Regions from separate parts of the Homo sapiens genome. Here regions 1 and 3 are each linked to region 2. A link is a loop called in an ENCODE intact Hi-C map of the cell type or tissue named here. Cell type or tissue: mammary epithelial cell. All regions are shown on one strand.

What was found. Hi-C counts contacts between places; a loop is a spot of excess contacts. Peaks named below come from ENCODE experiments on the same cell type or tissue, not always from the same donor. Only the 100,000 strongest peaks of a DNase experiment are listed, where the experiment ranks them.
Region 1: a loop joins it to region 2, with 4 times the contacts of the local background. A loop is called at or near these places in 9 of 110 quality-filtered maps.
Region 3: it touches region 2 in a loop (7-fold over the local background); 32 of 110 quality-filtered maps call a loop at or near these places.

Annotation. Positions count from the first base shown.
Region 1 is chr2:202,274,540-202,282,539 of GRCh38, reverse strand. NOP58 (NOP58 ribonucleoprotein) reads right to left here. Exons shown (of 15, transcript NM_015934.5): 2 at 7,351-7,427; 3 at 4,538-4,590; 4 at 68-189. SNORD70 (small nucleolar RNA, C/D box 70) reads right to left here and starts at 6,109; the gene lies at 6,022-6,109. It overlaps SNORD70B (small nucleolar RNA, C/D box 70B), which reads right to left and starts at 4,427; the gene lies at 4,353-4,427. In mammary epithelial cell, a CTCF peak has its summit at 3,402; DNase peaks (open chromatin) are centred at 3,969, 4,329 and 6,049; H3K27ac peaks cover 4,152 bases.
Region 2 is chr2:201,791,246-201,799,245 of GRCh38, reverse strand. No RefSeq gene overlaps it. Among named protein-coding and RNA genes, the nearest start is that of CDK15, 11 kb to the left of the region's middle. In mammary epithelial cell, CTCF peaks have their summits at 156 and 3,170; DNase peaks (open chromatin) are centred at 165, 795 and 3,165; H3K27ac peaks cover 2,763 bases.
Region 3 is chr2:201,857,353-201,865,352 of GRCh38, reverse strand. The region is part of intron 10 of CDK15 (cyclin dependent kinase 15); the gene reads right to left. Among named protein-coding and RNA genes, the nearest start is that of CDK15, 55 kb to the right of the region's middle. In mammary epithelial cell, a CTCF peak has its summit at 4,610 (motif pointing left); a DNase peak (open chromatin) is centred at 4,602.

The DNA of each region.
Region 1 (8,000 bases), 480 kb before region 2:
TAGGCTTTGTAGTTGGTATGCTGTGAGATCTGACTAGCAGGCATGACCAAAAATATCGTGACTTTACCTTTATGACCCCTCCTAGTTTAGCATCAGCTACTGCCAGCGGTTCATGGGCTTCTTTTACTATTTTCTTCAGAACTTTTTTCAGCTGCTTATTGATTTTGCCCTCCATCAGAGCTGTGAATGCTTTTCAAGAAAAAGAAAAACAAAAGCATTAACTCTCAAATTTTTAACTTTGAGACCTTGCCCTAGTTGACACTTAAAAAAATAAAATAGGCCTTTCAAAGGGCTTGAATTTAATGTTACTTCTGAAATGAAATGATATATGTTTTATAAGTTACATGTTTCACAATTTCATTTGATCTTCCCACCCTCATTTTTGCTACAGAGCCAGGGGTAAAATCAGGTCCAGGGTTTCTTTCCTTCTCACAAGAATCTTCTCATGAACTCAAGGGAGAATCATGAAATCTTAGAAACAATCTTTTTGGGAAGACAAAACAGACTCACTTTCCTTTGTCATTTCAAATAGACTGTCCTGAAATATCCTAAAATCACATCAAAACTAGTAAAAATGAGTGTAATCATTTTCAAAGTTCTGCCATAATATAAACATGTTTGAGTGAAGGCCTTAGCTTTGCTTGTATCTCCACTTGTACACCTCCAGCAATGTAAAACTTAGTAGCAAAGGCTGCCTATTCTATTTTGAGACCGCTGGTATTTCTGGCAAGTTCTAAATCAGCTGCTTTATATTTCTCACCCTTCCTTAGACCTATATTCCCTTTTTCTGGACCCACACGAACTAATACCTCTTCTGAAATTTATCTGACATTTGACTGAGGTAAAAGTATGCTTGGGTTACCCAGGCATGGTGGTGTGTACCACCAGCCTGGCCAACACGGCGAAACCCTGTCTCTACTAAAAATACAAAAATTAGCTGGGTGTGGTGGCATGTGCCTGTAGTCCAGCTACTGGGGAGGCTGAGCTGGGACAATCACCTGAGCCCAGGGAGTTCAAGGCTGCAGTGAGTCATGATCATGCCGCTGTACTCCAGCAGCCTGGTGACAGACCCTGTCTCAACAAAACAAAAACAAAAAACATAAAAAGTATGCTTGGGCTGCGCGTGGTGGCTCAAGTCTGTAATCCCAGCACTTTGGGAGGCTGAGGCTGGCAGATCACCTAAGGTCAGGAGTTCGAGAGACCAGCCTGGCTAACATGACGAAACACTCTACTAAAAATACAAAAATTAGCTGGCCCTGGTGGCTCACGCCTGTAATCCTAGCTACTCGGGAGGCTGAGGTAGGAGAATCGCTTGAACCCAGAGGTGGAGGTTAAAGTGATACCGTGACATTGCACTCCAGCCTAAGTGACAAGAGCAAAACTCCATCTAAAAAAAAAAAAAGAAAAAGAAAAAGAAAAGAAAAATGCTTGGCAGGAATGAAGGTCTATCAACAATTTCCAAGGTCAGGCAGTTTGTGCTTAATAAGTCAGGTCTTGCTCTTCCCTCCTGATCGTATATCCATTCGAATTATGATCAAATGGATAATCCCAGCACTTCAGGAGGCTGAGGTGAGCGGGTCACGAGGTCAGGAGATGCGACCATCCTAGGCAACATGGTGAAACCCCATCTCTGCTAAAAATACAAAAATTAGGTGAGCGTGGTGGCATGAGCCTGTAATCCCAGCTACTCAGGAGGCAGAGACTACAGTGAGCTGGGATCGCGCCCCTGTACTCCAGCCGAAGATCAGTATCAAAAAAAAAAAAAAAAAGACTTGCAAGTTGAAAACACAATCAAGAATAAAAATAAACCACTTCATGCAAATAGCATATATGAATGTCTGAGACCAATACAAATTCAACATCACACCCCAACAGACCCTATTTCTTTATTTAAAAAAAAAAAATGATGGCCAGGCACGGTGGCTCATGCTTGTAATCCCAGCACTTTGGGAGGCCAAGGCGGGTGGATCACCTGAGGTCAGGAGTTCCAGAGCAGCCTGGCCAACAGGCAAAACCCCGTCTCTACTAAAAAATACAAAAATTAGCTGGACATGGTGGTATCACCTGTAATCTCAGCTACTTTGGAGGCTGAACCCAGCCTCCTGGGAGAATTACTTGAACTCAGGAGGTGGAGACTGCAGTGAGCCGAGATCATGCCACTGCACTCCAGCCTGGGTGACAAAATGAAACTCCATCTCCAAAAAAAAAAAAATCTTTTTTGAGAGGGGGTCTTGCTATATTGCCCAGGCTGATCTTAAATTCCTGCCCATCTTAGCCCCTCAAAGTGTTGGGATTACAGGTGTTAGTCACTGTGCCTGGTCTCATCAAACTCTAAGGCTATGAGGTTTAAAATGTACACTGTGACATTTACAGCCATTTAGTTGTGGTTCTGTCATGTCAAAACTGCCTTATAATAGGCAGTGAGAACTGAATTCCCAGGGGAAGGATTCTGCTTTCTTAATTAGCTGATGTTCATTTAACTTTCTGGTGAAAACAGATAGGAAAAGGCATTGTAAATGTTTCTATGACAGCATTCCTGATAAAATTCACTATTTTCATTCATTTTCCCCAAAATATTTATTATAAACCTTCTATAGCTGTATACTTTGCTAGCGTCTAGGAATTTGACAGTACAGAACAGTCTCTGCCCTCATGGAGCTTAGACTGGGGGGAATTGACTTTAAATTCTCAACTACTATGGCATTTTGTCCATTTACTGTACACTACTTAATTTTATGTTATTTTCCAGAAGGAGTCTCGCTCTGTTGCCCAGGCTGGAGTGCAGTGGTGCAATCTTGGCTCAGTGCTATCTCTGCCTACCAGGTTCAAGTGTTTCTCCTGCCTCAGCCTCCCGAGTAGCTGGGACTAAGGTGTGTGCCACCACACCCGGCTAATTTTTGTAATTTCAGTAGAGACGAGGTTTCACCATGTTGGCCAGGCTGATCTTGAACTGACCTCAGGTGATCCGCCTGTCTTGGCCTCCCAAAGTGCTGGGATTCCTGGCATGAGCCACCGCACCCAGCCTTATTGTACATTATTTTAAATAATACAAAGAAGCTAGGTAAATGAATCTGGAAATACTGCTTAAATTTCAAGTTTTATCATCTGTAACATAGAGATGATGGTTATCTGCCTCACAGGATTCAAGAATTAAATAACAATTATGAAATCATAAGCATAAATCTGACAATCAGTATGTGCTCAATATATTAGGTATTAATAGTAAAAACCTGCTTGTTTGAGCAAAAGCTTGGCTTGTCCATTTAATACAGTTTAATAAGGACTGGCCAGATATATCCCAAGCAGATTAAAGATCGTATGCAAAAAGGAATTCAGAAGAGGCTACTTGAGATCAGGACTAGGAACTGTTCATATCCCAGTCTATGTCAACAACACCCCCTAGAGTTTGAATACAGCTAACACAATCTTGCTTGGAATCTTACCAAATGTTTACCCATACTTAAAAGCTGTGATGAACAGGCTATCTTTTTAAAAATTCTCCAAGTTAATATTACCACAGTTTTTTTTATGGCTGTATATAACTCTAATTACTGAAGAGTTGGTGAAGCAGCCCTAGAACTATGTTTATAAAACAAAGAAACTGGCCCTATGGGTCTTCCTTCAGCCTACCCCTCTGCCAAGGTTAGGGTGGTCTGTTATGTTCCAGCATGTTTAGTTGGATTCCAAATTTTCAGACAAAAACTGTACCTTTCTCCTGTGGTTATTTAACAAAATTTTTTGCATCTGTCATATTCTTGCCCAGCTTTAAGCCATATTCTTCCTCACGGTCCTTCATTTTCAAACTACACCGCCAAATAGTTGGCTGATTTGTGATAAAGAATTCAGGCAGTTGAAAATTTAATGATTTGGGCTTTATATCTGCTCTTCCTGTTTTCCCTAACACTTAAAAAAACAAAACTGTAAGACCTACTGCAGTCAATTACAGTAAATAAACCCGATCACTCTGTTGTCCCGTGATGAAATCTAGTTGAAGAGTATGAGTCATCCATTCTTCTGAATCTTTTAAAAATAACACCTCTGTCAGTTTCTGTATAACTCTGAATATTGATATGTTTTTTTGAACTAAAAATCTATACCCCCAGAAGAGCTTTTTAAATTATTTTTCAACTGTGAATCCTGGCTGTTCTCAGGATTACAACTCTACCCTTGGATTAAAATGAGGAGAGAGCTGTATACTTGACCACATTACCTTGGTCCCTTGTAGAACACCTTTTACTGAATTGTGCTTCAGCATTATGTTGCTGGTTTCCACAGGGAGATCAACTTAACCACTTCTCACCTCTCCTCACACATGGGGAAAACCAGCCCTATGGTGAAAAAAGCTAACTCAATGTTGTCTCAGTGGTAGTGACGAATGAGTCAGATCACTTAAATTCAGTTCCAATAAGAATGCATCATTGACAACATTGAATAAGGTTAACACAGGCAACTGAAGCAAACAACCTTTTAAACAAGAAAAACAAACGGCTAAGACTTAATTTTTTCAAAAAAGCAAGCTTCTAATTTTTTACTTTACCTGCTAATGCTTCTGCTGTATCCTGAAATTTCTCAAAATGTTTTAGCTTTACTCTAGAATTAAAAAAAAAAGAGATAAACATGTTATTGGGGGCAGTGCGTTGATTCAAAAGCCACATAACTTGGAAAGAAGTGCTTGACTGTTTCCAAAGCACACACCAATAAAACATGCCTACCATTGTGTATCAGGGTGTGAAGTTAGATATTCTTCATACAATTACTAGTTTTTCTAAATGTTAGGCTAGTAATGCTTGGATTATTAAAAGAAAGTTGTAGGCTTTGGAGGAAATTTTGGCCAAGAGTAAAGATGTTGAAGCTTTAATACAAACCCCTGTTGCATAAAGCTGTACAGAGATGACTTTATTATACAGCATAGAATTGACTCAAGAAAACGTACGTGAGTCCTTTTTAGGAATCTCATGATATTCATTTGTCTATCCTGTACAAATGCCATTAAAAAAAATAGCTTATTGTCAGGTCTCATTCTTGTTACATCCTAACCCTTTATGGTTTTTTGTTTTTTTTTTTGAGACAGAATCTCACTGTCACCCACGCTGGAGTGCAGTGGTGCGATCTCGGCTCACTGCAACCTCTGCCTCCCGGATTCAAGCAATTCTCCTGCCTCAGACTCCCAAGTAGCTGGGATTACAGGCATGTGCCTGTGCCACCATGCCTGGCTAGTTTTTGTTTTTTTTTTTTGAGACAGAGTCTCACTCTGTCGCCCAGGCTGGAGTGCAGTGGCGCAATCTCGGCTCACTGCAAACTCCACCTCCCAGGTTCATGCCATTCTCCTGCCTCATGCCATTCTCCTGCCTCAGCCTCCCAAGTAGCTGGGACTACAGGCACCCGCCACCACACCTGGCTAATTTTTTGTATTTTTCGTAGAGACGGGGTTTCACCGTGTTAGCCAGGATGGTCTCCATCTCCTGACCTCATCATCCGCCCGCCTTGGCCTCCCAAAGTGCTGGGATTACAGGCGTGAGCCACCGTGCCCAGCCCCCATGGCTGGCTAATTTTTTTGTATTTTTTAGTAGAGAAGAGGTTTCACCATATTGGCCAGGCTGGTCTCAAACTCCTGACCTTGTGATCCACCCACCTCGACCTCCCAAAGTGCTGGGATTACAAGCGTGAGCCACCGTGCCCGGCCCCCTTTATGTTTTTGAGACAGGGTCTCACTTCACTCTGTCACCCAGGCTGGAATGCAGTGGTGCAATCACAGCTCACTGCAGCCCTGACTTCCCGAGCTCAAAGGATCTTCCAGCCTCAGTCTCCCAAGCAGCTAGGACTATAGGTGTGCACCACCACACCCAGCTAATTTTTGTTTTTGGTAGAGATGGGGTTTTCCTATATTGCCCAGGCTGGTCTTGAACTCCTGGGCTCAACTGATCCGCCTGCCTTGGCCTCCCAAAATGCTGGGATTACAGGTGTGAGCCATCACGCCCAGCCTCAGGGTAGTATTTTATCCAGAAAGAAACATATAGTTGATTCATCGTTGTCTCAGTGGTAGTGACGAATATTGAGTCAGATCACTTAGATTCAGTTCCAAGAAGAATACATCATTGACAACAACGAATCAGATTAACCCAACAAAGCATATAACCCTTTAAGAAGGAAAACTAGTCTTCTAGTTGCCTAAAACAGTGTCATCTTTTTTTTTTTTTTTGGAGACAGGGTCTCACTCTGACACCCAGACTGGAGTGCAGTGGCGCAATCTCGGCTCACTGCAACTTCCGCCTCCCAGGCTCAAGGGATTTTCCTGCCTCAGCTTCCTCCCAGTAGCTGGGATTACAGGCATGTGCCACCACGCCCGGCTAATTTTGTGTTTTTAGGAGAGAGGGGGTTTCACCATGTTGGCCAGGCTGGTCTCGAGCTCCTGACCTCAAATGATCCACCCACCTTGGTATCCCAAAGTACTAGGATTACAGACATGAGCCACCACACCAGGCAACAGTGTCATCTTAAGCAAGGTTTTCTTATCTGGTAAGGGAACATACTAGTGTGGTCCCTTAAATATACATACAAATACGAAGATTTAGGCCAGGTGTGGTGGCTCACGCCTGTACTCCCAGCACTTTGTGAGGCCGAGGCAGGCGGATCGCCTGAGGTCAGGAGTTTGAGACCTGCCTGACCAACATGGCGAAACCCTGTCTCTACTAAAAATACAAAAATTAGCTGGGCATGGTGGTGGGCACCTGTAATCCCAACTACTTGGGGGACTGAGGCAGAAGAATAGCTTGAACCCAGGAGGCGGAGGTTGCAGTGAGCAGAGATTGCGCCATTGTACTCCAGCCTAGGTGACAGAACAAGACTCTGTCTCAAAAAACAAACAAAAAAACCAAAGATTTAACATCTACACTAAGAATGAATCTTCCATGAAATTGTGATGAAAGAAAAAGTAGTTCATGCTAGTTTTGATGTTGCAAAACTCAAAAAGCAGGTTACAACCCCTGTGTGCGGTAAGTGCTTAGTTAAGATAAAAAAGGTATTACATTTGTGTGTGGAAGACACGAAGACAAATGTGTTCCTACTGACAGCAATCACATTTGGTACTATCCGAGGTTTAAAGTATCCACAGGGTCTTCTGGAACATAATCCCTGTGGGTAAGGGGGAGACTACTGCCTTCAAATTAATTGAGATGGCCTATATTCCAAGTAAAACATTTGTAATAATTAGGTTCATACCAAAATTATTCCTGAAACAGATTTCAAAACAGAAAACTACGAATGTAACATTATATAAATCAGGGAAAAATGTAAAAAATAAAACAAGCCCTAAATGTTAACTGCTAAATTATTGATTTCAAGAGTACTTACATTTTGTTTGCTTTCTCTGGAGTTTCAAATTCTTTCCATAAACTATCAACCTCTTGAAGTTTCTTCTCATTTAGAACCTGTAATAAAATGTTTAAATAGTTTTATTTAAATGGTACAGGTGAGGCATATACAGCTGCATTCTTCAAATACAATTTTACATGTAAAATGAAGGTGTAGAAGCTATTTCTTTCACTAAGATAATGAACTAGTTTTCTTACCCTGCATGTAATTTTGGTCAAATTACTAGTTCGAATTGCCCATTTAACAGCTAAATGGAATTCAGATCTAGTCCAGTCAGCTGTAGTACAGTGGCTATTCAGTCTAGAATCTACCTGGCCTCAAGAGATATTCCTGCCCCAGCCTTGGGCCGTAGCTGGAGCTATGGGGTCCTAGGGGGTAGGGCAGGGAACCTTTCTTTTTATTTTTTTGAGATGGAGTCTCGCTCTGTAGCCCAGCCTGGAGTGCAGTGGAGCAATCCTGGCTCACTGCAACCTTCACCTCCTGGGTTTATGAGATTCTAGTGCCTCGGCCTCCTGAGTAGCTGGGATTACAGGTGTGCACCACTGCACCTGGCCGAGAACCTTTCTTTTAAAAGAGCCATTAATCCCTTTACAGTAAAGTATTGTAATCATTAAAAACTTTAATTTGCG
Region 2 (8,000 bases):
GTCTCGAATTCCTGACCTCAGGTGATCCACCTGCCTCAGCCTCCCAAAGTACTGGGATTACAGGTGTGAGCCACCACGCCCAGCCAATTCTTAAGTCACACTTCTTCCTGGAGTACCCTAACTTGAAACTGACATGCTGAGAGTGCTGTCTGCTGACAGTCAACAGAACTGCAGGCACATGGTATCTAGGTCTCCTTTGTAGCCTTACACACATACCTATCTGTTCTTTCTTTATATCATACTATTATTTCATAATAGTATGCTATTTGTTTACTTGTACTTGCTTTTCACAATGAAGTTGATGTTGCAAATTCCAGTGTTATCTTCTGTTTCCATTGTTTTTAATAAAGAGTAAGGTTCGAAACTGGTGAGTTATTCAGTTTTTACTGACTTTAAAAGACCATTCTTGGGGCCTGCGAATAATATGCTTAGGTTTCTAGCCTTAAATTCCATGGTCCTTGCCTTGATACTAGATTCCTGCCTCTCATTCAGGCTTTCTCCACATCCTGGACTTCACTCCTGAAACAAGATTACTGGTTGTGGATCAAAATTCTTTTAACTACAAATGGAATGCTCAAGAATGCTGAGTGATTCCATATGTGTAGGTCCACATTCTAAATCTACTGGAAAGCATTTGACGTGAAAAAAAAAAAAAGACATTGCACAGGCAGGTAAGGAAATCTCATTGCAAGGTGTTCTTGTGACAGAATGGCTTAGCTTGTGAAACAATGCCATTCCAGTAGTCCTCCCCAATCCATGGTTCTGCTTTCCATGGTTTCAGTTACCCGTGGTCAACCACAGTTTGAAAATATTTAATGAAAAATTCCAGAAATAAACACCGCATAAGTTTTAAATTGCACGCCATCCTGAGTAGTGTGATAAAAATCTCACACTAACCTGCCCAGGATGTGAATCATCCCTTTGTCCAGCTTATTCACCCTGTATATTCTTCCCTCTTATTCGTTACTTTGTAGCCCTCTAGGTTATCAGATCAACTGTATCTCAGCGCTTGTGTTCAATAACCCTTATTTTACCTAATGGCCTCAAAGCGCAAGACTAGTGATGCTGATATATTGTTACAATTGTTCTATTTTATTATTAGTTTTTGTTATTAATCTCATATTGTCCCCAATATAAATTAAACTTTATCATAGGCATGTATGTATAGGAAAAAACGCAGTGTATATAGATGTTCGGTACTAGCTTTGATTTCAGGCATCCACTGTAGGTCTTGGAACACATATCCCTCGCCGCTCACAGATAAAGGGGGACTGCTGTGTACTGAACACTGTACCTAAAAAAGGACTCGTCATCTCAAACTGTAGGAATACTTGGGATAGCTGTAGAAGCAGGGAAAGTGGAAGACTTCTTTCTTCCAGTCTAAACAAAAAAGAAAATTATGCTTCTACAGACTGGATACTTTCTGTTTTTCTTTGCATTTATACGGTTGATTGGTTTCTTGAGTCTGAATGGACTATGGGAAAATTCCAGAAAGGACTTGAACTGATGATGTGATTCCCCTGAAATGGAGAACCACAACTTTATATTTAATTTTCCACTCTCAGTATAACAGCATGAATTTTTAAAAGAATGACTCAACGTTCTTTTTATAAAGAACAGGTTGCAAATATAGCACAATCAGGTCCCAGAGTGAGGCAACTTGTCATGAATTTAGTCCAAGTCTTCTGGCTCTAGGAAGTGAAAATAAGAAGGCAAACACATGGTTTACTTACATTTACTCATAACCATTCTGTGGCAAAATTATTAAATAATTTGCCCAAATAAGCAAGATGTGGTAGAACTAGGATTTGAACCAAGGTGGATCAGCTGCAGAGGCCATACTTTTAGCCTACTTCACCATTTTCCTTCTCCATACAATTTAAGAATGTGGAGATGATGAGTCATACCAGAGTTTTTGTGCCCGCGCTTGCTTCTGCCTTCCTTCAGTAGGCATTATCACCGAATATGGCTACCATTTTGTATCTGTTCTAAACAAGCACTTTGCATACATTATCTTAGTTAATTCTGTGATGTAGATATTTATTCCCCCAATTTTGAATAAGAAAACTGCAAATTGTTCAAAGTTTTTTAGAGCATAGATATCAGAACTAGAATTTAAACTCACTGGTTCTGGGATCAGTGGCTCACGCCTATAATTCCAGCACTTTGGGTGGACGAGGTGGGTGGATCACCTGAGGTCAGGAGTTTGAGACCAGCCTGGCCAACATGGTGAAACCCCGTCTCTACTAAAAATACAAAAATTAGCTGGGTGTGGTGGTGTGCACCTGTAATCCAAGCTACTTGGGAGGCTGGGACAGGAGAGTTGCTTGAACCCGAGAGGCAGAGGTTGCAGTGAGCCAAGATTGCACCATTGCACTCTAGCCTGGGTGACAAGAGCAAAACTCTGTCTTGAAAAAATAAAAATAAATAAATAAACTCACTGGTATTGACACTAGGGACTTAGCCATATCTCCAACAATGAGGACCTGGGTACTGTGAGTAAGCACCCTTTCCCCTGACACAATGGGTCTGAGAGCTCAGCACATCATTCCTTGTATGTGGGATTTGCTTTTTGATACTCATGTGAAAAAACTTCCTCTCTGACAGGAAACATGCATTACTAAAATAGAGGCTGAGGTGAGCTTCCTCCACCTGCTGTCTTCAATTCCATGTCTCTCTCTCTAGCACTCCCTCACAGTCAGTGTACATGCAGAACAATCAGTCCACTATAGAAGTGCCCAGCCTATTGACTAAAGAATGATGATATCTTTGTACAACTTGTTAATTCCTGTGAAGTACACTGAAACGCTCCCATTAACTTCTTTAATATTATCCTAAAGTTTCCTGCTGTGTCAGAATAAAGTGGTCTGGCCTGGAAACCCTCCTTTTTCATGAAGTTCAGCACACTCCGCAGTACTAAAAACAGTAATTTTAGAACTGTTTGAAAAGTCTTCTGCAAGTTATTATTACTTTAAAATATGCTGCATGTTTTGTGGATGTATAAAATACAAATAAATGCAAGTTGCAAAACCTGATTTGTAAATTTCTGATATTCACAAATTGTGTGGGAGATCCTCTAAGACTCCCTCTTCCCATCTCAATCCCAGGGTGCCTGGACACTTTCTGGCTCTCTTTCCAGAAAGAAGACAGCCTTGTACCGACAGCACCACTCGGTGGTCAGGATGGAGAACTGACCAAATCAACTTTTCTTCCCTCCCAACTTTTTTTTCAAGATGATGATGCCCTTCCAAACCCCAAACCTCTTCACCTACCCCAATTTTCCTTGGACTTTGCTACTCACAGCCAAGTTGGTTCCACCTCAGGCACTCTTTCTCAAATGTACACACATCCTTTGTTAAAAAATCTTTTTTCTTTGCCCTATCCAGTTGCTTCATAACATTTTCTCACTCTTCCAACTGCCTTTATCACATACATAAGCCTAGCAGTTGCTAGGGCCAGACAAGCCGGACTTGGCCCCAAGGCTCTGAAATGTAGAGGGGCTAACCACACTTTTTAAAAATTAAGTATTTTAAAGCTTTGTGTAAAACTGATTAGGCCATTCACCCCTCAGAAATTCTGTCCTCCTCCCAGCTCCCAGCCCCTAGTATCCAGTTGGCTCCTGCCCATAGCAGAGTCTTCTATAGCAGCCAGGGATGGAGGTGCAAAGTAAGAAAAGAAAATGGAAAGGAAAAAAGGAAGGAAGAGAGGGAGGGAGAGAGGAAGAAAGAAAAAGAATGGAGAAAAAGAAAAAGAGGGAATATTTTCGCCTGGGGGACCCCTTATGTAGCTCCCTTCCTCACTGTTTCCCATGGGTGCTGGGACTGAGAGGAAGCATAAGGGGACCCCAAAACACTCAGTAGTTAAATGCATAAAAATAATAAATAATCTTATAATGCAATATTTCTAAAACAAACTTTAAAATTAAAATAGGCTGGATGCGCTGGCTCACTCCTGTAATCCCAGCACTTTGGGAGGCTGAGGCGGGTGGATCACCTGAAGTCAGGAGTTCGAGACCAGCCTGGCCAACATGGTGAAACTCCATCTCTACTAAAAATACAAAAATTAGCTGGGCGTGGTGGCGGGCACCTGTAGTCCCAGCTACTCGGGAGGCTGAGGCAGGAGGATCGTTTGAACCTGGGAGGTGAAGGTTGCAGGGAGCTGAGATCACACCACTGCACTCCAACCTGGGCAACAGAGTGAGACTCAGTCTAAAAAAATAATAATAATTAAAATAAAAATTAATGCACAAAAATCTATGACGAGCAAAATAATCAGTATCAGAATTTTAAAAAGAGAATAGTGGTTTCCAATCAGTCCACAGGTCCCAGGTCACTGGGCTGCCAGGAGGGCCCCCCCTCCCCATCCTCCTCTCTGCCCCAGCCCCTACAGAGAGGGTTGATCTCTATGTGAGAACAGATCGACAACACAGGGCTTTATATATAGGTGTTTCCCAAATTATAGGAATTATATTAATTTTTCTACTTGATTCAATATGTGGAAGGATATTTTGATATCCATAAGTATAAAGGCACACATTGTTCCTTCTGCTTTGGGCTCCCATATGGCTGGGCAGGGTGCTGTTTCTGCTCACCAACCCCTTCTTCGCTGTGCCCCACAACTCCATGGTTTCCGTGGATCTCTCGGTCCTGGTACCCTGAAACATGCTTTTCTCTAAGCACCGATATTCATGAAAAATGACTCACTCCATACCAAGGGTTTTTTCTTCTCATTTTCTAAATTACAAAATACTGCAAAAGCATTGCTTTCAGCTAAGAACGACATCATAAATCAGTAATTGTAAGTAAGCCCAGGAACTAAACCATTATTAACCTCACTGTTTCTATGGGAAAACAATTCACTTGCAAATAAATATCTGAGGCATGATTTTTTGGTAGATGGGGGACTAATGCTTTTTAAATAAAAACGTATATAGAAATGTATGTGTTATGCATTGTAATATGAAAAAAGAAGCTCTTTAGCCCTAAACTACTGCTCTTAATTTTTAGAAAAAAAAAGAAAGAAATTTTAAAAAGAAAAAAACAAACCAACCAGGGTGCTTGTAATGCCCAGCTTGAGATCAGAATGCTAGGCCATGTCAACAGTACAGGCTTTGCCAACAACACTGAGACAAGAAAAGAAAAAGACAGGGAAGTATAACACCATTAGGCACACATTGCATAAAACTATTCAGATATAGAAGAACATTTTATTTAAATATAGATATTTACATTTTATTAAAATATTCTTGCTTTGATGTCTAATTACTTATAAGTCAATATAGGATTTATGAATGTGTCTCAACCAGTCTCAAACAGCATGTGCTTCCATTTTAAAAATAGCAAGCTAGCATCTGCTTACCTGCAGCTGGTGATTAATCATTCAGTCCACTCATTATTTTTTGGTATGAGATGAATAGAAGCATTGCTATTTAAATCATTCCTCCAAATTACCGCATGTCATCAGCAGGTCTTTGCTCTTCACTTTGGGCTTTATCTTCTTGCATGAAGTTCAGCCACATAGTAAAATACTCCCAGATGTCAATGAGGGGTGAGTGCCCCTTTTCTAAGATCTCATCCACTTAGAATCTCAGCATATATTTTTTAAAAACAATAATCTAAGTTATTCTTAACTACCTTGTTTAACTTGAGAGAGGAAATGTAATCTAATTTAGTAAGAATAAAAAATGTAACATGCACACACACACACAAACACACAATCTCTATTTTAATAGTTAAGTAGAATAAGGTACCCAGACTACGACTGTACTTTGAAAGCGCAGAAGATCTTTCTGCGGTTTATTTATTTATTTATTTATTTTTGAGACGGAGTCTTGCTCTGTCGACCAGGCTGGAGTGCAGTGGCGCTATCTCCGCTCACTGCAAGCTCCGCCTCCCGGGTTCACGCCGTTCTCCTGCCTCAGCCTCTCTGGGTAGCTGGGACTACAGGCGTCCGCCACCGCGCCCGGCTAATTTTTTGTATTTTTAGTAGAGACAGGGTTTCACCGTGTTAGCCAGGATGGTCGCGATCTCCTGACCTTGTGATCCACCCGCCTCGGCCTCCCAAAATGCTGGGATTACAGGCGTGAGCCACTGCGCCCCGCCTGCAGTTTGTTTTTTTAAATGCCTCTTTGACCATTTCTGATTAAACATCCTCAAGTTCCCCTACTTACCTATGGAATCAAGTGTCGATTCCTCAGCTTGGCTTCTAACTGCCTGACTCTATCGTGCCCTACCTACCTGTGTTCACAGGAGCCACACCAGCAGCTCCTCTTTCTAACCAACCTTCCTTGCTCATCTGGCTGAACCTTCACGTGTTTCTCATCTGACATGTTCCCCTTCCTTTGTGCCTAGCCCTCCTTCAAGTCCAGACTGAGGTGCCATGTCTGCTAAACCTTTACTTGCTTCTTTGCCCTCCCCTCCCCAACACTGACTTTCCTCAAGGCTGAGCTCTGGGTCACTGTCTGATTTGTGCAATCTTTTTTTTTTTTTTTAATTTTTTTAAAGACGTTCTCGCTCTGTCACCCAGGCTGGAGTGCAGTGGCATGATCTTGGGTCACTGCAACCTCCACCTCCTGGGTTCAAGTGATTCTCCTGCCTCAGCCTCCCGAGTAGCTGGGATTACAGGAGTGCACCACCACACCCGGCTAATTTTTGTATTTTTAGTAGAGACGGGGTTTCACCATGTTGGCCAGGCTGGTCTTGAACTCCTGACCGCAGGTGATCCACCCACTTTGGCCTCCCAAAGTGCTGGGATTACAGGAATGAGTCACTGCGCCTGATCCTGATTTGTTCATTCTAATCACTATTTTTATTGTTTTCCTCACAAGATGGTAAGTATACTGTCAGGGTATGAACTAGATCTTCTACCTCTTTTAGAGTCCTAATAAACACTTGTCAAATTAAATAAGAGTACTTATATAAATGTGAATACACCTCTCCCACACACCCACACATACACACACACAGGATGGGCCCCTGGAACCAATGTTTACTTAGTATTCATTCCGATCCCCCTCTAAGGCATATCCCTGTACCACCCTCCCATGAATCTTATCCTCAGTTTTTAATACTGGCCTTCACTGACCTTGTTATTTCATTTCTGTCATCCTCTATCATCCCTTTCTTAAACCGCACTTTTTATATTAGTCCTGAACTCTACTTAACACCTTAATTTGTCCGGGCGTGGTAGTTCACACCCGTAATCCCAGCACTTTGGGTAGGCTGAGGTGGAAGGATCACTTAAGGCCAGGAGTTCAAGACTGGTGTGGGCAACATAGGGAGACCCTGTCTCTGCAAAAAATCAAAAAATTATCTGGATATGGTGGTACCTGCCTGTGGTCCCAGCTACTCAGGAGGCTGAGGCAGGAGGATCATTTGAGCCTAGGAGTTCGAGATTGCAGTGAGCCATGGTTGCCCCACTGTACTCCAGCCTTGGTGATAGAGTGAGACCCTGTCTCAAAAAATAAAAAATAAAATAAAAACACCTTGATTCATTAGGGGTTGAAGTAGGGAGAAAGCAGAGTATTTGGAGTTTGGAGACCTGGGTTTGAGTCTCCCACTTAGAATAGCTGAATTAACTTGGACAGGTCACTGGGCCTCAGTTTCTTCATCTGTATTTTGGGAATAATTATTCCTAGTATGGGGTTGTTTTGAGGATAAAATGCACACACAAAGAATTTTGCAAATAGTACATTAAAAATATATCATATTGCAACATTATTAAAATTAGTCCAAATATCATCACCTCCCAGAGGCTGCATCACATACCACTCCACACTTGTGGATCACTCTGGGGAAGAAAAGCCATTGCTTTCAGTCTTTTTGCCGTTTGAGACGAGGAAGATCCTTGTCTTGTATGACTTTTAAGGATAGGGAAGTGGGAAGAACTCTCTTCAATTCCTCCCAGTGGGCAGCCAATCACAGGATGTGAACTATAAGCAATGGCAACCAGGTAGGTGACAGAAAAGGCAAGTACTTATGTCTATTTCAATGAACTGCATT
Region 3 (8,000 bases), 66 kb before region 2:
AATGGGCATAGTCAGGACTCTCCCCTCTCTTAGAGGCAGGGCTATGACTGAACTCTGTCTACCCCAACAAATGATTTTTGACCTATGGCTTGATCATGCTTTTCAGTGAGTGTTGTATTTAATGAGGCATCATTTGACATTGACAACTCCTTGTAGTCTCCACAAATATTGAAGGGCCACCACATGCAGCCAATGAGCTCAGCATTGAGAATACACAGGCATGGAACCCAGCCCTCTTCCAGTGAGTGCTGGCCATATGATTTCCATGGTATTGCTAGGATTACCTACTAGTCTCCTTTAGCTCCTCTGGCTGTTCCTTCTCAGCTTCTAAAGACTCCCTTCCCTCTACCCAGTCCTGCAGTACTGGCCCCACAGGGTTCCCTCATTGTCCTTTCTTCTTTCTCTACACTCTCTCCTTTGGGCAACTAAATTCACACCTGAGGCTTTAAATACCGATTTAAGCATGTGACTTCTGTATTTCTAGGCTGGACTTTTGTACTCACAGTTTATATTTCTACTTGCTTTTTAGATATCTCCATTTTGTGGTTCCACAGATACCTTAATCTCAAAATGTTAAAACCTTATACTCATTACCTTCTCTATAAATCTGTTCCTTCCCCCTTCTGTTTCCTTTGAATAAAATAGCAGGGGTGGCCGGGCACAGTGGCTCATGCCTGTAATCCCGGCACTTTGGGAGGCCAAGCTCACATCTCTTTCTTTAAAAACCATCCCTAGGGCAGGCACGGTGGCTTATGCCTGTAATCCCAGCACTTTGGAAGGCCGAGGTGGGTGGATCACTTGAGGTCAGGAGTTAGAGACCAGCCTGACCAACATGGTGAAACCCCCGTCTCTACTAAAAATACAAAAATTAACTGGGCATGGGGCCGCACACCTGTTATCCCAGCTACTTGGGAAGCTGAGGCACGAGAATCACTTGAACCCTGGAGGCGGAGGTTGCAGTGAGCCAAGATCGCGCCACTGTACCCCAGCCTGGGTGACAGAGTGAGACTTCATCTCAAAAAATAAATAAATAAAACTATCCCTAAATTCCCCAAATTAAGAGGGCCATTTCCCTAGTTCCTTCTTTTCTTTTATTTTCCTGTTCTTTCTTGTCATATCACAGCCAAGTCCAAGATTTCCCTAGTTTCTTAAAGATCCCCAGGCAATGCTGCTGTAGTATACTTCCCACATTGTATTATTTATTTATTTTCCCCTCTAGACTATATTCCTGGAAGGCAGGTACCAGTGTCATATTTATTTTTTACTCTCTCAGTCCCTAGTACCTAGCATTCAATACATATTTGCTGAATAAATAAGAAGTAGATGGTTGGATGAAAAATAAAAATGAAATAAATATATTAAACCTTACTTTAAAAACGTTAAAGTAACTCAGGTGAGCCCACTTGTATACCTGCTCTGTTTATGTGTGTTTCTTTTGTTGTTGTTGTTGTTTTTCTGAGATGGAGTCTCACTCTGTTGCCCAGGCTAGAGTGCAGCAGCATGATCTTGGCTCACTGCAGCCTCTGCCTCCTGGGTTCAAGTGATTCTCCTGCCTCAGTCTCCTGAGTAGCTGGGATTACAGGTGCCTGCCACCACACCTGGCTAATTTTTGTATTTTTAGTAGAGACAGGGTTTCACCATGTTGGCCAGGCTGATCTCGAACTCCTGATCTCAAGTGAACCACCCGCCTCGGCCTCCCAAAGTGGTGGGATTACAGAAGTGATCCGCCCGCCTCGGCCTCCCAAAGTGCTGGGATTACAGGAGTGAGCCACCACACCCAGCCCCAGCTCTGTGTTTTACAGAGCTTGATGGTGCAAAGCACTGGCCATAAACATGGAGAAGGAGGCTCTGGTTTGAGCCATTTACATGTTATTTGGCACCTTGAGGCAGGCCTCTTTTATTCTTCAACTTGGAAGGAACTTTTATTTCTTTTTAACATTAAGAACATTTATTTATTATTTTTTAATTAATAAATTAAAATTGTATATATTCTTGGAGTTTTACTTTAGAAAAAATACTTTTTACCTGCTTTCACTCACTTGCAATTTTTCCTAATCTTAATTACTTTAAGATCATCTACTCCTCCCTCAATAAAAACTAATAATTGACACCAAATAAATTAAAGATGAGAAAACTAAAAATAAATGTAGAAACTAGAAGCAACCATTAATGAAGATCAAAGTGGCTGTGTATCTAAATTAATTTCACTGACTGATTTGGGGGACGGGTTAATAAAGATGTTAATAGTAACTCCCCAGGAGCTTTCAGCAGCGCTCCAGAAGTGAGACAGTAATGAGCCCAATCGAGGTTCATAGATTCAGTGAACGCCAGTGGCTTCATTAGCTGTAGCGAGGGAGGCTGCTGGAGTCCCAGGGTAGGAACTCCACTCAGATTACACTCCTGAAATATGTCGCCAGGCTCACAGATTCTAAAATCACGTCTGGGTGGAAAGACATAATCATTTGGAAATGAACCTGCAAAAGTTTATGGCCAGTCCCCAGTCTAGGGCACTGTTTTAATTACCAAATCATTATATCTGCCCTTTGATAATTAAGGTAAAGTGGAATACGGCTACGACCCACTTGGAGTCCAACAGGTGTGGATATTCTAGGTCACCCCCTTCCTGGTTAGGTGACCCTAAGCAAGTCACATACCTCTCTCAAAGCCTCAGCTCTCTCATCAGTAAAGTAGGGTTTACAACATTGTCTCTATCTGATAAGGCTGTTGTGAATCAAAGTAAAGTAAAATATGTAAAGTGTCTAGCTCATAGTTAGTCCTCAATTATTATTACCATTATTAAGGTGAATAATAACTTACATGTTCTTCTTTGCAAAGCAGACAATAAGAATTATTTAGAGTCCAAGAGGGTGCAATTGGAACTAGAACTCAGGTTTTCTAACTCTTAGTCATTGATTTCATTTCACAAATATCTACTGACTACTTATTATGTGCCAGGTAGGGGGCTTGTGTAAAATACTAGAAGCACTAGAAGTGGTCAGGTGTGCTCTGTAGAAAACTTCAGCACTCTTTCCACTATACCATGTTTGGGTGAAATTAACAATGGTAACACTAATGTTGTCTGTGATTTAGTAGCCCTTACTAGATACCCATTATGTAGCATGTAGATGACAAGGATTCTCCCAGGGAAAGGCCCTGTGGGTACAGAGTGGGCAGACATATTACTGCAGTCTAGGTGTGGGGAGCAGAATGGACCCATCACCAAATAAGAACAGCCTTAACGGGCACACAACTGACTTAGGTAGGCATTTGAAAACTCAGAGTCAGCTCTTAGGATGTGCGGATTCAGGCAAGGTTTAGGCCATGCAAGTAAAAACAAAAGTCAGTTCTGGTGCCTGGAGGTATTTCTGACCTCTAGAAGAAAGCCAATATTTCTAAGGGAGCAGAGATAGCATCAGTTCTCACACACCTGTCACTGGGTCTGAACCATGGCAAGTCACTGAGCAGCTGAACTTCCACACTGTGTAAAAAACCAAATGGAGGCAGTGGCTCACACCTGTAATCCCAGCACTTTGGGAGGCTGAGGCAGGTAGATCACTTGAGGTCAGGAGTTCGAGACCAGCCTAGCCAACATGGTGAAACCCTGTCTCTACTAAAAATACAAAAATTAGCTGGGTTCAGTGGCGTGCGCCTGTATTCCCACCTACTCGGGAGGCTGAAGCAGGAGAACCGCTTGTACCCAGGAGGCGGAGGCTGCGGTGAGCCGAGATCATGCCACTGCACTCCAGCCTGGGTGACAAGTGAGACTTCATCTAAAAAAAAAAAAAAAGAAAAAAAAAAAAACAAACCAACAAAAAAAACTGAATGGGAACTTTTATTGAGTACCTACTAAAAGTTAGGCACTATAGCAGATGCAATTCAATATAATTTATTTTTCAGACTCATCCTGCAAAATGAGACAGAGGGATACAACATGATTAATGAAAGGAGAACAAGGTTTGGATGCAGATTTCAGCCATTTCCAATAAGTATACACCTCTCTGTGAGCCTAGGAGAAAGCCTCTGTTTCCTCATCTGTAGAATCGGGCTACTCCACCCAGCATCGATCTTGGCAGGCAGTAATAGGATTAGCAATTGTGTATGTTCTGTGTCTGGCACATAGGAAACACTTTTACAATGATAGGATTTCTCCCATTTTGCAGATTACAGAACTAGGAAATAAGTAACTTCCTCAAGTTACCCCAGATAGTAAAAGGGGGAGCTTGGACTTACAGTTCCATATGAATTGATGCCTGCAGTTAAAGCCTCTTTTATCAATATCTTTCCCCTTAGTTCAACCCACTGAATAACTCCCTTGGCTAATAGCTCATACAACCAAGCTGATGCCGACCCAGATGCAGACCTTAGCTTGTGCTCACAGCAAACACAGAGACTTGCTCAGAACTCATTGAGCCCAAAGCAGAATAGCTCTTTATCATCCCAGTGGGGACAAGGATCATTTTAATCATCTTCTGTCTCATAGTGGTTTCAGACGCAGTGAAGCTCTCACACTGGATTTAAGGTCAAAATGAGACATTCCTAGAACAAGGCTGCATTGCTGCAGTACGATGCTGTCCGATGTCAGTATGCCATCCATGCTGTTTCTTGCTTCCACCTGGTGGTCAGAAGTTGATAAAGCAAGCATACTGAAAAACAACTGGGCATCCCTTGGCCTGTCGCTTATGGTACATCTGATTCTGGTCCCTGCAGGGCTTTTAGTACCGCTTTCCTGCCTTTTGATTTTCATTACGTTCTTCTAGTGGAAAAACTTCCCACGTGCAGTGTTCTTTCCTAGGACTAAAATAACCAGGATAATCCCGGATGCTTCCCTGCGGCTGAGCTCATGTCACAAATCAGGCATGATTTTCAGCAGATATTTCTTTAAAAGTTTGAAGGCCTCTGTGGACCCTATTCCCTTCTTTATGGGAACAAGCATCAAAGAGACAGGAATAAAATGCTTTGCACGCACATCAGGAACTAATTGCCAATTTGGCAAATGCATTGACTAATGTCATGCACTGTTATTTCTAAATCCTCTCCTGTCCTTGACCCCCAGTATCTAGATGTAAACTTGGAACCATTAGTGGAGAAGGATAAAGTCTTCTGGTGCCTCAAATGGAATTGAGAGGGATTTAAACTCAGCGCTTTTGAGTTTGGTGAAATGAACCCAGCAGTACATTAATGCTAGGATTTGAGCTCACACAGCGTGAGCGCTTTCAAAAACCGTGTTTAAGGAAGCAAACAGAGCTATGACAGACCCTTTCAGTGGAGCAAAAGGAGTTGGATGAAACAATCAATGACACATTAAAAACCACAACTGGGCTGCAATCATGTAGGCAAGAAAAAAAGTTTCTCTTTATCGCAGGATCTTTGCATCTAATGAGATGGTGACTGGACAACCTCCAGAGGAGTAAGGCCTCCGTTTACTTTAGTTGAGAAATGTCTAAATATTTAGTTGATTCTCTTAAAAGCTCTACATGATTCTGTAGCAAACTGATTTCTAAGGTATGATCTTATCAGCTCTGTATTGCCATTGGAACATCTATTTAAAGGGAATTTGAGAAAGAAAAATCAGAAAATATTATTAAAAATACAAATGTTAACTTTTTCTCTCCCAAAATTAACTATTTTTAATACCCTTCAGATGCTTAGTTTAGGACCAATACCTTTCCAGCTAATACTTTCTCTTAATTTGTTCTAAATTGAGAGAACTCTCGACTGGGCTCCCCGCTGGGCTCCCTCAAATTGTACTGGCTGAATTCAAAGTTTGGGGGTGCTTATGACTACTTCGAATGAAATGGAAAGGAATGGAAATCTCATCCAGAATGGTATTCTCTGCTTCTTGTATATTCCTCCTTTCTATTGGTTCTGATGGTGAAACCTACACTGTATGGTTTGGCATAGCCACTGCCCAGGGCTTCAGTCTTCAAAGCGGAGTGGCTCCTGAGTGCATTTTCGTGGGAGTGGTAGGGAGAGCTAAGAAGGCTAAAGGAACTTTGTAAAAATGTCTCTAGAGGTTCGCCATTTGAATGCACAATACTGTCTTCTACTAGCAGATTTTAGCCAAGACCAACATTCAATTTGCTCTAAGTTTCTGGGATCTTCAGCGCCACAACTCCTGTCCATTCTAGCTACGGCATCCATTGGGGCTTTAAACTCTTCCAACTTTCTGATAGCAGAATCCTCTCCAGCTTGCGGTTCTTTATTGCTTCCTGTGGAGTATTATTAAGACTCACCAAACTCTCTCCCCTCCCCCACTGCAGGAGGCCCGCGCAGCCCCGGCCCGCCAGCTTGATTAATGTGTCTTGGCTAATTGTGTGAAAGACGGCAGCCCTTTAGCAAGTGTGACCAGTTTATTGTTCAGCCAATCACGGGCGCCTCAGTTAGCATGTGAAAAGGGGGTGTGCTGCCGGAGGAGGGTGAGTGTTCTGGCGGCTGAGTCAAAGGAGGAGCGTTTTGGGGGGTCACAGAGCAACACCCACTTCTTTGAGGGGATGTTACTATGCTCTACTAAACCTGTAAACCTCTTACTCAAAACACTTTTTTCTCCTCCCTCTTTTTTCAAGATTTATTTTTTTTCCCTTGGTGAAAGCAGGCAAGACACTGGGTACTCTGCAGATGGAGTTCACGTTCCAGGGTTTTTAATATTTCACTTTTATATTTCTGTTAGAGAATGATCCTGCTGAGAGTCTGGGAATCCGTGCTCGTCAGAACCCCCTCACTGACATTTGGATATATTGCTCTGAAAGCTATCCCAAGAGAAAAGATTAAACAAAAAAAGCGCCTACTTTTCAAAGCCTACTTTTCAATCTGCCCACATCAAAATAAGACAACTGGCCCTTTGAAGTGGAGGACACAGAGTTCTCAGCCAGCTTGCTTAAAACGGGGAGTGGGGGAGACAGAAAGGAAGGGAGGGAGGGAGTGAAAGAGAGAAGGAAGGAAAGAAGGGAGGGAAAGAGAGAGAGAGAAGGAAGGGAGGGAGGGAGAAAGGGAAGGAAGGAAGGGAGGGAGGGAGGGAAGGAAAAGCAAGTTTCCAAAATTATACAACCCTCTTACCTTGCCCAGGTTTAATCAGGCACTAGAATCTGAATTGATGGCTAGAAAACTTACAACCCTGCTCATCAAAGCTCCAAGAAAACAGTTAACTGTCAGAGAAATCCGACTGGGTCAGCATCAGGTGACTTTTTAAAAGCTGTACAAATGGAAACTTTGCTGTCCTCCTAGAGGTGTCCAGATAAGGCCTAGAAATGGAGGCATGGGTGTAGATGGACACTGGATGGTTCTCCCAAGTTCCGGACAACTGGACTCCCTCAAAATTGTACTGGCTGATTCAAAGTTTGGGGGCTCCTAGGACTACTTAGAATGAAAAGGAAAGGAATGGGAAGCTCATCCAGAATGCTGCTGACACGGTGCTCATCTGTGACACTTTCCTGGCTCCCAGCTTGTCTTCTGCTCCCCTTAATCACTGACATTCAAGTGTTTAGAAGCCACAGCAGCTCAGGGATGGGGATGGGTAGGGGGTGGCTCAAAAGGAACTTATTGACTCACGTAAGAGGATGTTCCTGAAATGCAGATGTTGGAGACCCTTTTAAAACACAGTCCTTGGGATTGAGTTATCAATAATACTGACCCCATGGCCCAAGATAGGCTGGACTTTTAAGATTTCCAAATCCAGGTTTAGACATCATGTCTATGGCTAAGGTTCCAACTCCCTTTGCTCCATAAGCTCAGCCTGGCCCACAGCCACAAACTCTCCAAGCCATGGAAGCAGGGCTCACAAATGAGCACCCCAGTAACAAAGAGAACTGGTGAAAGAGTGTGGGTGAATGAATCCAAACCCAAACACTAGAGATCCAAGAATGCACCCTCTCCATCTGTGTAGCCCCAGCGCACGGCACAGCACCTGGCAGATAGTAGGTACCTGAAAATTTTTGACTTATTTGGATTAAATTGAAAACTTAAAAGAAAAACAATGGATGATGAGCCCTATGGATGTTGGGCCT